Regions from separate parts of the Mus musculus genome. Here region 1 is linked to region 2. The links are chromatin contacts, found by Hi-C or POLR2A ChIA-PET in ENCODE. All regions are on one chromosome and are shown on one strand. Each heading gives the region's core, a stretch centred on a gene start or an enhancer-like site at or near the end of the contact. The rest is flanking DNA. Distances are from core to core; before and after follow the strand shown.

Region 1 (5,379 bases), core at 600-3,099, 34 kb after region 2:
ACACTGTTTTCCTAGGGTCATCTCTGGTTCTTACAATCTTTCTGTCTCTTCTCCCTGGCTCTCTGAACCCTGAGAAGAGGGGTTTGATGGAGATTGAGTCTCTGTCTCTGTCTCGCTCTCTCTGGAGAAAACTTTATCTGATGATGGCAGAATGAGGCACTGATCTATGTGGAATGCACAACATAGCAGGAACAAGAGATGCTGCCTCACCGAGGCAGAGAGAACTGGCTTCCCAACGTTGTGCTCTGACCTTCATCTGCAAGTAACAAATACAATTTTAAAAAATTTTAGAGAGAAAGTCAAAGCTGAACACCTCTAAATCCTCTGACCTTACAGTGCACCTCCGAGGGACAAAGGGGATTCTCTATTGGAGGCAACGACAGTGATCTGGGGGCCTTGTTTACAATTACCAGGGGTGTGGCCTGGCTTTGTAGGGGCAGGAGTTTATATGATTGGAAGAGACTTAAATAAAAAGATACAATCTGGCCATGTGGCACATGCCAGTTAACTCCAGCACTTGGAAGGTGGAAGCGGAAGATCAGAAGTTCAGGGCCATACTCTGGTACATAATGAGTCTAACGCCAGACATGAGACCCTTTCTTAGAAGACCAAAATAAGAAAAAATAATAAAGTTATGAATATACATTAAGTTCAAAAGTATTTATTTATATTGGGAATAGGCAAATTACATGTCAGCAAACTCAGGTAAGAGTGCAAGTTTATAACCTTCAAACTCAGAAAAATGCACACATTTACTGTATGTCCTATAGACAAAGGATGTAACGTGATCCCATATTCACATGTGTTATGAAACTAAGTACAGTCTTGACAGGAACAGTATCCCATTTATCTGACCAGTAAAGTTAATTTCTATAGTACATTTCAGTGAATCATAGAAAAAAAAGTTAATAGAGGAAATACTGGGGCTGGAGAGGTGGCTCAGCGGTTAGGAGCACTGACTGCTCTTCCAGAGGTCCTGAGTCCAAATCCCAGCAACCACATGGTGTCTCACAACCATCTGTAATGAGATCTGACGCCCTCTTCTGGTGTGTCTGAAGACTGCTACAGTGCACTCATATAAATAAAATAAATCTTTTTTTTAAAGCAAATACTGGAAGGCTACACATACATAAATATATATGGTATGCATTATTTTTATAACGCTCAAAAGGTAAACAAAACATTGTCAGCCAAATGTATCTACCAAAAATGGCAAGCTGAACACACACCCACACACCATAACGAAGCAAGTAGAATCCGATACAGAAATGCTTTAGCGTTTATTAATTTACTAATGCCAACATAAAAGTCAGAGTTTTGTTTTATTAGTATTTTCACACTTAACGTAGCTGGTAAATTAATTTTGTATGCATCAAATATTGGGTCGAAATGTATCTTTCAAAAAAAAATAACACCCAAAACCTCACCTCTATTTCCCTGCTTCTCCTGTCCAACTTCCTCCCCACCCCAACAGAAGTGCAAGTCCTGGGACCTGTCAGGCTGTTCCAGAAGTTGGCAAAGTGAAGGCCACCCGTTGGAACTAGGGAGACTTTGAAGGTTGGTTTTAGTTTTGGTTTACACAGCGCGGGGCGGAGTGCTGCATCTATGAATATTTGGCATATTAACTACGCCATATCAAGTTGCTCGGATTCTCGAGTTATTCTCAGTATCTGACAGGAGGTTTTCCTGGCCCACTCAAACTTCCCACTTTCTAAGCGTGGAGGGCCCCGCCCTTCCTGGCAATCCTTTCTCACCAGCCTACTCCATGCTAGAGCCTTCCAAAAGGATTCCCACATCTGCCCGCTACCCTGTGCACCGCCCTCCGCAGCGCGTCACCGCGAGGGCGTGGCCAGATGAAGCTCCGCCTCCCGCTGTGCGCAGGCGCGGGGCCCTCAAACCCTGGCTGGGATTGCGGAGCTTCCCGGCTACTCGGCCGGAAACTCGGCCCTGCGCCTGGACCGGAGCGGCCCGAGCGGGAACGGACGCGGCCCGGTCCGCGCGGGTGAGCGTGCGCCGCCCTGGCAGCTCGGGCCTCGGGCCTCCGGCTCCCGCTCCTGTGCTCCGGCGTAACCTGCGTGCTGGACGGCGGCTGCGGACTAAGTCACGCCGCTCGCCGGGGTCCTCGTGACGTGCGCGTGCCTGGAGCGCGGGCCCGCGGGCGGGTGGGGAGGGCGGGAATGCGCGGGATGCGGGCGTTGCCTGGAGCCGGAGGAGGAGGTTGTCGGCTCTGCCGCCCCGAGCGCCCCACCCATTCCCGCTCCTCAGAAGCTTCAGGCGGTTTGGGTGCCATGTTTTTTGTTGGTTTTTTTTTTTTTTAATAGAAAATGGGTACTAGCGATTTCTTAAGTTTTGTTTTGTTTTTGAGAAAATTAAGTTTATTTCATGGTCCCAAAATGTTAAACATTCTTTCCCCAATCACTAATTTGTTCTCCAGAGCAGGAATACTTGGTTTCTAACACTTAGGAATTGTTATTTGAATAAATAAACTTAATTCCTAGGTGGCTGGAGTTTTCATCTGCTTCTGTGTGTGTGTATATATCAGTGTTTTTCTTTGGAATGTGGAACTCAGACTCTCACTTGCTAGCAAAGCACTCTACCACTGAAGTACATTCCCAATCATTCAATATACATGTATCGATTATGCTACCTGATATGTATATCATGTAAATATATACATATATGAACTTAGGGTTGCAGTGACCTACTTTCCCAGGTTGTGAAGATTAGCAAAAAACGACGGAGAATGAGCACTCTTATGTATATAAATATAATTGCATTTTCCCCTTTTGAACTGTTGTTTTGATTTTTTTAAGATTCTTAATTGTGAAGTATCTTCTTGTGTGAAAATGCAATTGAAGGATATGCTGTAGAATTTCTATAATACCTGCTCCATAATAGTACAAGTGATGGGTCAACAGAAACAGGTGGCGTGCACAGCAAGGTTGTGGGGAACCGTAGGCAGTGTTTCATAGGGCAGTGTCTGAGGAAAAAGACTGTATCCCTTCCCCCAGAGGAAATTGATAAGTGGAAGTTGGCTTAAGTAGGGACATGACGGCTTCACTATTGCCCTGAGTAAAATTCTCTGACACAACATCGTATGGGCTAACATGGGAGCTTAATTGAGGGTAAAATATATCTCATGGTGCAATTTCCTCAACAGAATGTTGAAGAATGTTTGTTCCAAGATCTTTGAAAATCAAGAGGAGTTCTAATGATGACCTCAAAAGCGGTGAAGCTAAAAAAAGCAAGCCAGAAGCAGGAGGCCTTCAGGTGGAGGGAGACAGAGATACTCCGGTCCACACATCAGTCACTGAGGAAGCTGTCACAGCAGACAAGCCCGGCCATGCATCAAGCACCAACAGTCCTTCTTGCCAGTTGGCTGAGGTTTCTTCCACAGGACCTGATGAGGGTGTGAAGGACAGCCACCCATCTGAAGAGCCTGTAAAGTCGTTTTCTAAAACCCAGCGGTGGCCAGAGCCTGGGGAGCCTGTATGTGTCGTCTGCGGTCGTTATGGAGAGTATATCTGTGACAAGACGGACGAAGACGTGTGTAGCTTGGAGTGCAAAGCGAAGCATCTGCTACAAGTTAAGGAAGGGGAAGGATCATTAAGACCCAGCAGCCCACAGAGAGTGGCTGCCGAGCCAGAGTCCCCACTGGATGCCTTTTATGTCTACAAAGAGCACCCCTTTATTGTGACCCTCAAGGAGGACCAGATTGAAACCCTTAAACAGCAGCTAGGAATCTCAGTTCAAGGACAAGACGTTGCCAGGCCCATTATCGACTTCGAGCACTGTGGCTTCCCTGAGACCTTAAATCAGAACTTGAAGAAATCAGGCTACGAAGTGCCAACCCCCATCCAGATGCAGATGATTCCTGTGGGGCTCCTGGGAAGGGACATTCTGGCCAGCGCTGACACTGGCTCAGGGAAAACAGCTGCTTTTCTCCTGCCTGTTATTATCCGAGCTTTCTCTGAGGTAATTTACCAATCTGACATGTCTTCCTCTCTGAAACAGACGCGGGATTTACCGAGTTTCATTGTGTGTAACTGATAAACTTGCACGCTGCTGCTTAGCATTTGCGAATTAAGTCACCAAGGTGCCGGTGACTTTGCTTTGTTTCGTGTGTGAAAACATCACTTCAAAGAATATTCCTTTTATTGCTGAACCAAAGATCTCTCTTCCTGGCAGGTCTAAAAATTAATTTCCTTACAAGACATTTTATTTTTAGCAGCTTTTCTATAAAAGAACAAAGTTTTGATCTGCAGGCAAAACCCTGCTTACCAGATGGATGAGCCGTAGCTTATGTCAGCTAAGCCTCTCGGGGTTTGGAGGAACGGGCATAGCATATTAAAGTTATAATGCAGTTGCAGCATGTCACGGTATATTCTTTTTTTTAAAGTATTGATTTAGTTATTTAGTTATATGAGTTGAATGCTCTATTTGCATGTATGCCTGCATGACAGAAGAGGGCATCACATCCTCTTATAGATGATTGTGAGCCACCTGTGTGGTTGCTACGACTTGATCTCAGGACCTTTGGAAGAGCAGCCAGTGCTCTTAACTGCTGAGCCATCTCTCCAGCCCCTAAAGTATATTCTTATTTTTTAATATATATATATATATAATTTTATTTTTGGCTTTTTGAGACAGGGTTTCTCTGTGTAGCCCTGGCTGTCCTGGAACTCACTCTGTAGACCAGGCTGGCCTTGAACTCAGAAATCCACCTGCCTCTGCCTCCCAAGTGCTGGGATTAAAGGCATGAGCCACCACTGCCTGGCAGTATATTCTTAAGTGTAACCCGCAGTTCATCTTTAAATAGTACTGCTGGGCCTGATGGTTGTAGGGTTGTAGACAGCCTAGGCTATACATAGTAAGACCCCCGTCTTAAGCAAAACAAAATGAGAAATAGTGAATAAAGCATTTTCACACACAATTTCACAAATACTGAATGTTTATTTTCCTCGTACATGCCAAGTGTCATCGTCTGAAATGGTTTGGAACCAGAAGGATTTCAGATTTGGGAGTTTTTCTAATTATAGAACATTTGCATAGACTTCACTGGCTGAGCATCCCTGGTTCAGAAATTCAAAATACAAAGTGTTCCAGACTCTGAATCTCTAGAAACAAAAATGATAATTTCAGTTACGTGTACGGGTGTTTTCCTGACCATATGTCAGCGTGCCCCATATGTGCCTGTGTCCTTGGAGGCTAGAACAGGATCCTGGATCTCTTGTAACTGGAGCTGTAGGAGGTGGTGAGCTGTTATGTGGGTGCTGCGAATGAAACCTGGGTCCTCTGCAAGAAAAGCCAGTGCTCTTCCCTATACCCCCCAAGATCTGAAACTTTTGTAAGCTGCGTTGGTGCTCAAAAGTCTTGGTA
Region 2 (4,850 bases), core at 2,216-4,715:
CCTGCCTTTGGATCAAGATGTAGCACTCTCAGGTCTTCCAATACCTCATCTGCCTTCACGTTGTCATGCTTTCCACCGTGATGATAAGGGACTGAACCTCTGAAACTGTAAACCAGCCACAATGGAATGTTTTCCTTTGTAAGAGTTGCTTTGGTCATGGTGTCTCTTCACAGCAGTAAAACCCTAACTAAGACACACCCTCCCATTTAGATTTCTATCGCCCTCTTTAACAGACCCCACCAGTAATCCTCACTCATGTGGGTGGTTACTGGAGCCCAGCTTGGCCGATATTGTTGACTGCTCAGAATCACGTGCTTGATTAGAGCTTGCTACCTCTCCTGACTACATCTCGTGAACTCTGATATCCCATGCAGCCTGCCAAGGTCTTCAGGAGAGACCCAACTCAAGGCAGGAAAGCTCAAAAGAGATGCAACACCCTCATTTTTCTTTTCATTGAGTATTTTGGCCATAGTCTCAAAAAATCCCAAATCGGAATACTCTCTAGGGTAAACTTTTCTTCTCATTAAAGAATAATCTATGAAGCAAAAGAATCTGCAAAGACACAAACAGTAAATACTATTTAGTCATAAACCTAACAGGTTAGCATCATAGAAGAGAACAGGGGTGACACTGTGTAAGAAAATCCAGGACCTCTTATCCCACTGGGCTCCTGATCTGTTAGAGTCAAAGCATGTAAAGAACAATAGTGTCCTCTAAACCCTTGGTGTCTCTGTCCACAATGAATGCAATATTACACTAAAAGCAAGCAAGAAGAAGCATAGCCAGTACAATATCCAACTGCATTGTCCCCCTTGTGGGAGAACAGTTACACTTGGGCTACCTTGCCCTATTTTTAAGCAACCGAGGGAAAGTGGGGGCCTGGTTGATGAATCTGCAGAATCAGCGAACCCAGTCAGATGCGGACAGGTGAGTTAGGTAATTTAACTGCTGGGTTGGCTTTGCTGGGTTATTTAGGGAATTAGCATGGTGAATAAAACCCACCAGATGATCTCATCTTCCCTCCTCACATATTCATCTCCAGATGAAATAGGACACTTGGCTTTCCTTGAAAACAGATGTCGGTCTTGTTACTTCAACTACCTGAGGCTGATGGAGGGCCCAGTGGGCTTCTCCTTGGGACTAGCTGAGAGTCGGGAAACAGAAAATAGGTTGTCATCATTTCTTTAACCTTTGGAGAGTGAGCGATGAGGTAAGATTTTTCTCACGTTACCCAAATCCTTGAAATGAATTACAATCGATACGTGGCCCGGCTATTCTATTCCTACAGGACTGAAATCTTCATTTCTAAACTGAAAAGAGGATAAAAGTGACAGTCCTTTGAGAAGCCTCTTAGATGAGTTATTTCCGTATCTCCCCAGAAATGATCCTGCAGAGCGCTAATTATACATAATCAGATTTACAGAGAAATATAATTAACGTCATCTTGTTTGGCTCTGCTAATATAATTAGTGATTGTGCAGAGGAAAACATACCGTTGCTCCCGTTTTTTAAAAAAATAGAGAAAGTGGCACAGACCCCTTTTAGAAACCTGGTCCATAGAACGTGGTCCAGCGGCCAGCTCGGGGCTCATTCCCAGGTCATCCAGAAGACAACTTATGGGCAATCAGCACTGAGAGGGGCCACAGGAAGTGAGGTATTGATACGGAGAAAAGAGCAAAGCCAGAATCATCAGCAACATAAACACCCACAGCAAACACTTACCCAGAATCCACCACTGGCAACAGGATGAGGAGAGCGGTGAAAAGCTAACCGTGTTGTCCTTAGGGAGCCCATGCTGAGTTACAGGCCAAGGCGTGAAGGTGAGGACCAACACAACAGACAAAGGCGACGTGCGGTGGAGACATTCTTCAAGTGACAATTGGATTGTGGCTGAAAGGTAGTTGTGGGGTAGAACAAATTGTCACATTGCCAGTCAGTCAGCAATATGATATGCGAAGAAAGCAGTATTTTTTATTATTATTTTGTTTTATGAATCCCAGCCAGCTAGCCAAGCTTTGTGAAGGATGTGGGGTTTAGACAGAGCAGGGCCCAGGAAGGCAGCCAGCAGTGCTTTCTTTCCAATAGGAGGAAATGTCACCAACACTGGGACTCACGTGTACTGTTTGGTTGGAATGGAGGGGAAAGTATTAAATAAAGTTGAAGAGTGTCTCAGGTCCAGGTGGTCAAGGACAGTTCGTGCTGGTCAAGGCAAAAGATAGTGTAGGTATAACTCCACCATTGGAGGGGCCGACACCTGAAGGGTTAGGAAGCAATTCTATTGACCACTGCCTATCAAGCATGCTCTAAATAAGATTACTACTCTCTGCTTCTTAAATTACTCTTATTGAGCAAGATCTGTAGTTCTCAGAACAATTTTAGGGTGTTCGCCTAGATCCAAGTTAAATCGGAGGATCCTTCTTCCAATGTAAACTGCTCTCAAAAGTGAGACCTATGAGTTTGGAACCAGCACTGGGTAAGAGGTCTGCTCCACCCCACCCCCAACCCATGCCACTTGTCATTCATTGCCTCCTTAGGGTTGGGGACAAGGTGGTGAGGGACGGAGGCAAAGGTCGTGGCTGTAGTTTTCTTTGGTAGCCAGTGCTTGGCAGGCATTCGAATGCTTCTGCTTCACACCGCATAGAAGACTTGCTAACCCCTTCCGTGTTCCACATAATACTGTCCCTGGCCTCTTCGACTCAGTCCTCAGATGTGTCACCCATGGCTGAGGGACTCTCCTCACCTATGCAAATGGCTCTTGGGGTGCAGGATTTCAAGGCAGACTCTTGTAGTGGCTCACCACTGTGTCTATGGAGTTCATACAGGACACTGTGTTGTTGGATGGAAAGGCTAGCAGTTCCCACTGAACCCTCTTCCTCCATGGCTAGCTAAGATCCCTGCGCTGAGGGAGGGAGGCTCTAAGCCTCTACTTTCATCTCCTGGGATCCAGTTTCCTGGAAACATTTTCTGCCCCAAGTGCTTATGTGGTCCATTGTGGTAGTGGGGCATCCAGCTTCCAGCTGGAAAATAAGATAGCAGCCCTCCCTTCTTGTAGTCAGAGCCAACGTCTAAATCAGGTCACTTGGTCCCCTTCCAAAAGAGGCAGCCTTTGATTCGGTGTGATAGAAAACATAAGGCTTCCTGCTCACAACAATTCTCTGGCTACCAAGAATCTTATTGTGGAATCTCTTCTTCCGGAAGCTGGAAATGGTGATAGCACCGATCACTCTCAGTGCCACCACGGCTGTTTCTAGGTCTTCCTTTTGGGCATAGGGGGCATTTGTTACCTATTGTCCACAGCTTTGAGGCTTAAGCTCAGGTTTTGAGGGGGAAAACACCTCCCATTCTACATCCTGTGATGAGGCTACAGGCATCTGTGGAAGGGAAGGAAGACAGGCTAGGGAGCGGGCAGATCTCTGCCGTGGATCTGGGGCCCTGGTGCTTTCCCATAGGCCTTTGCAGCGTGTCTTGAATACAGCTTTGGCTTGCTGCCTGGTTCTCTGGCTTCCTGAACTGAGTTGAGTCTTGGTCTTAGGCCTGAAAGGCTGTGGTTTTGCCTGTTGTGAACAGCATCTTTCCAATCGTATTGAGTCGAGTCAGCCTTTCTCTGAACTCTGCCTTAGGGATCACTGACATGTTTTCTTTTCTATCACTTGCTATATAATATTTTCCCAAGAAGTTTCAATGTACATCTCTTCGCCCAAATTTGGATGCTGCTACATTCTTTTCTAATGTCCATTCTTTTAAGCCCATCACACCTAGGTGCTATCCTCAGAATCAGTGTGTGGCACGTGCTCTCTGTGCAGCTAGGATGCACACCTGTACCACAGTGCAGAAAGGGATGGGCTGACTTTCTCTCAGAGGCTCCACATTCGACTTTTAAAGATGGCATGGTAATAATCCAGGCTTCCATTAATAACTGAAATAACACAGCACAAGTATATGGAAAGACAAGGCCAAGACTGCCTCTCCATGCTGCCTCCCCATGCTGCCTCTCCATGCTGTCTCTCCATGCTGCCTCCCCATGCTGTCTCTCCATGCTGCCTCCCCATGCTGCCTCTCCATGCTGCCTCTCCATGCTGCCTCTCCATGCTGCCTCCCCATGCTGCCTCTCCATGCTGCCTCTCCATGCTGCCTCAGTGTCTTTCCATTTTAGCTCCCATGTCTTGTTAAATACTCAAATACACATTCAGATGCGTTGGAGATGTGTTTGTTGGTCATCACAGGCATATATAATCATACTTCATATAGGCTTCTGAAGATTCCATACTGTGTGGCAATATTTCTTCTTTTTCTAATACTTTCTAACACTCTCCCTTCTCCTCTCTCCCTACCTTTCCCCTTCTTTCTTTTCTTGACAGGGTCTCTCTTGTTGCCCAGCATGAAACTTGCAATGCTCCTGCCTCAGCCTGCTGCATGCTGGAATGCTGGAGTGCTGGAGTGCCACATACCACTTCCAGCGTTCTTACAGGTGTTCCTGTTCAAATATGTACAGCCTAACTTAGTTTTTCACCTGTCAGAGCATCATAAGTACCTCTGAAAATAGTAAAAGTGGATCTATAATGTCTTTAACTTCTTCTTTGTAACAATAAGAGAGGGTCTTATTGTTAGCCCAGGCTGGCTTTGAACTCATTATAAGTCTTCTATCTCAACGTCCCAAATGTTGGAATTTCAGACATGAGCCAGCATGCCTGGTTCTAATAACTCTTTATGTTTTCTCCATGTCTTTGTTTCTCTCATACATAGACACACATGCATACACGCACACACAGAATTTCCCGAGAGTTAATGTCACATATCCTAGGCATGCTCATTTGGTTTTGCCTGTTTACCTATAGTCTGTCCATCCACTA

Evidence for each region. Hi-C counts contacts between places; a loop is a spot of excess contacts on that map. ChIA-PET counts read pairs that join two places held with the same protein, here RNA polymerase II (POLR2A).
Region 1: a map of heart shows a loop between it and region 2 (3-fold over the local background). The contact joins the promoter of Ddx59 here to the enhancer-like site in region 2. A Hi-C loop is called at or near these places in 4 of 37 maps with a recorded cell type or tissue (gastrocnemius and heart). POLR2A ChIA-PET finds 5 or more read pairs at or near these places in 3 of 5 experiments (all embryonic stem cell).

Annotation. Positions count from the first base shown.
Region 1 is chr1:136,413,422-136,418,800 of GRCm38, forward strand. Ddx59 (DEAD box helicase 59) reads left to right here and starts at 1,850. Exons shown (of 8, transcript NM_026500.3): 1 at 1,850-2,002; 2 at 3,161-3,975. The coding sequence starts at 3,172. It overlaps 9230116N13Rik (RIKEN cDNA 9230116N13 gene), which reads right to left and starts at 2,098. Exons shown (of 3, transcript NR_024328.1): 1 at 1,428-2,098; 2 at 1-256.
Region 2 is chr1:136,378,305-136,383,154 of GRCm38, forward strand. No RefSeq gene overlaps it. Among named protein-coding and RNA genes, the nearest start is that of Ddx59, 35 kb to the right of the region's middle. Within about 2 kb of position 3,466, at least 1 of the 3 ENCODE cell types and tissues checked has a DNase peak (open chromatin) inside an H3K27ac peak, as active enhancers do; it is gastrocnemius, where a contact is called at or near this core.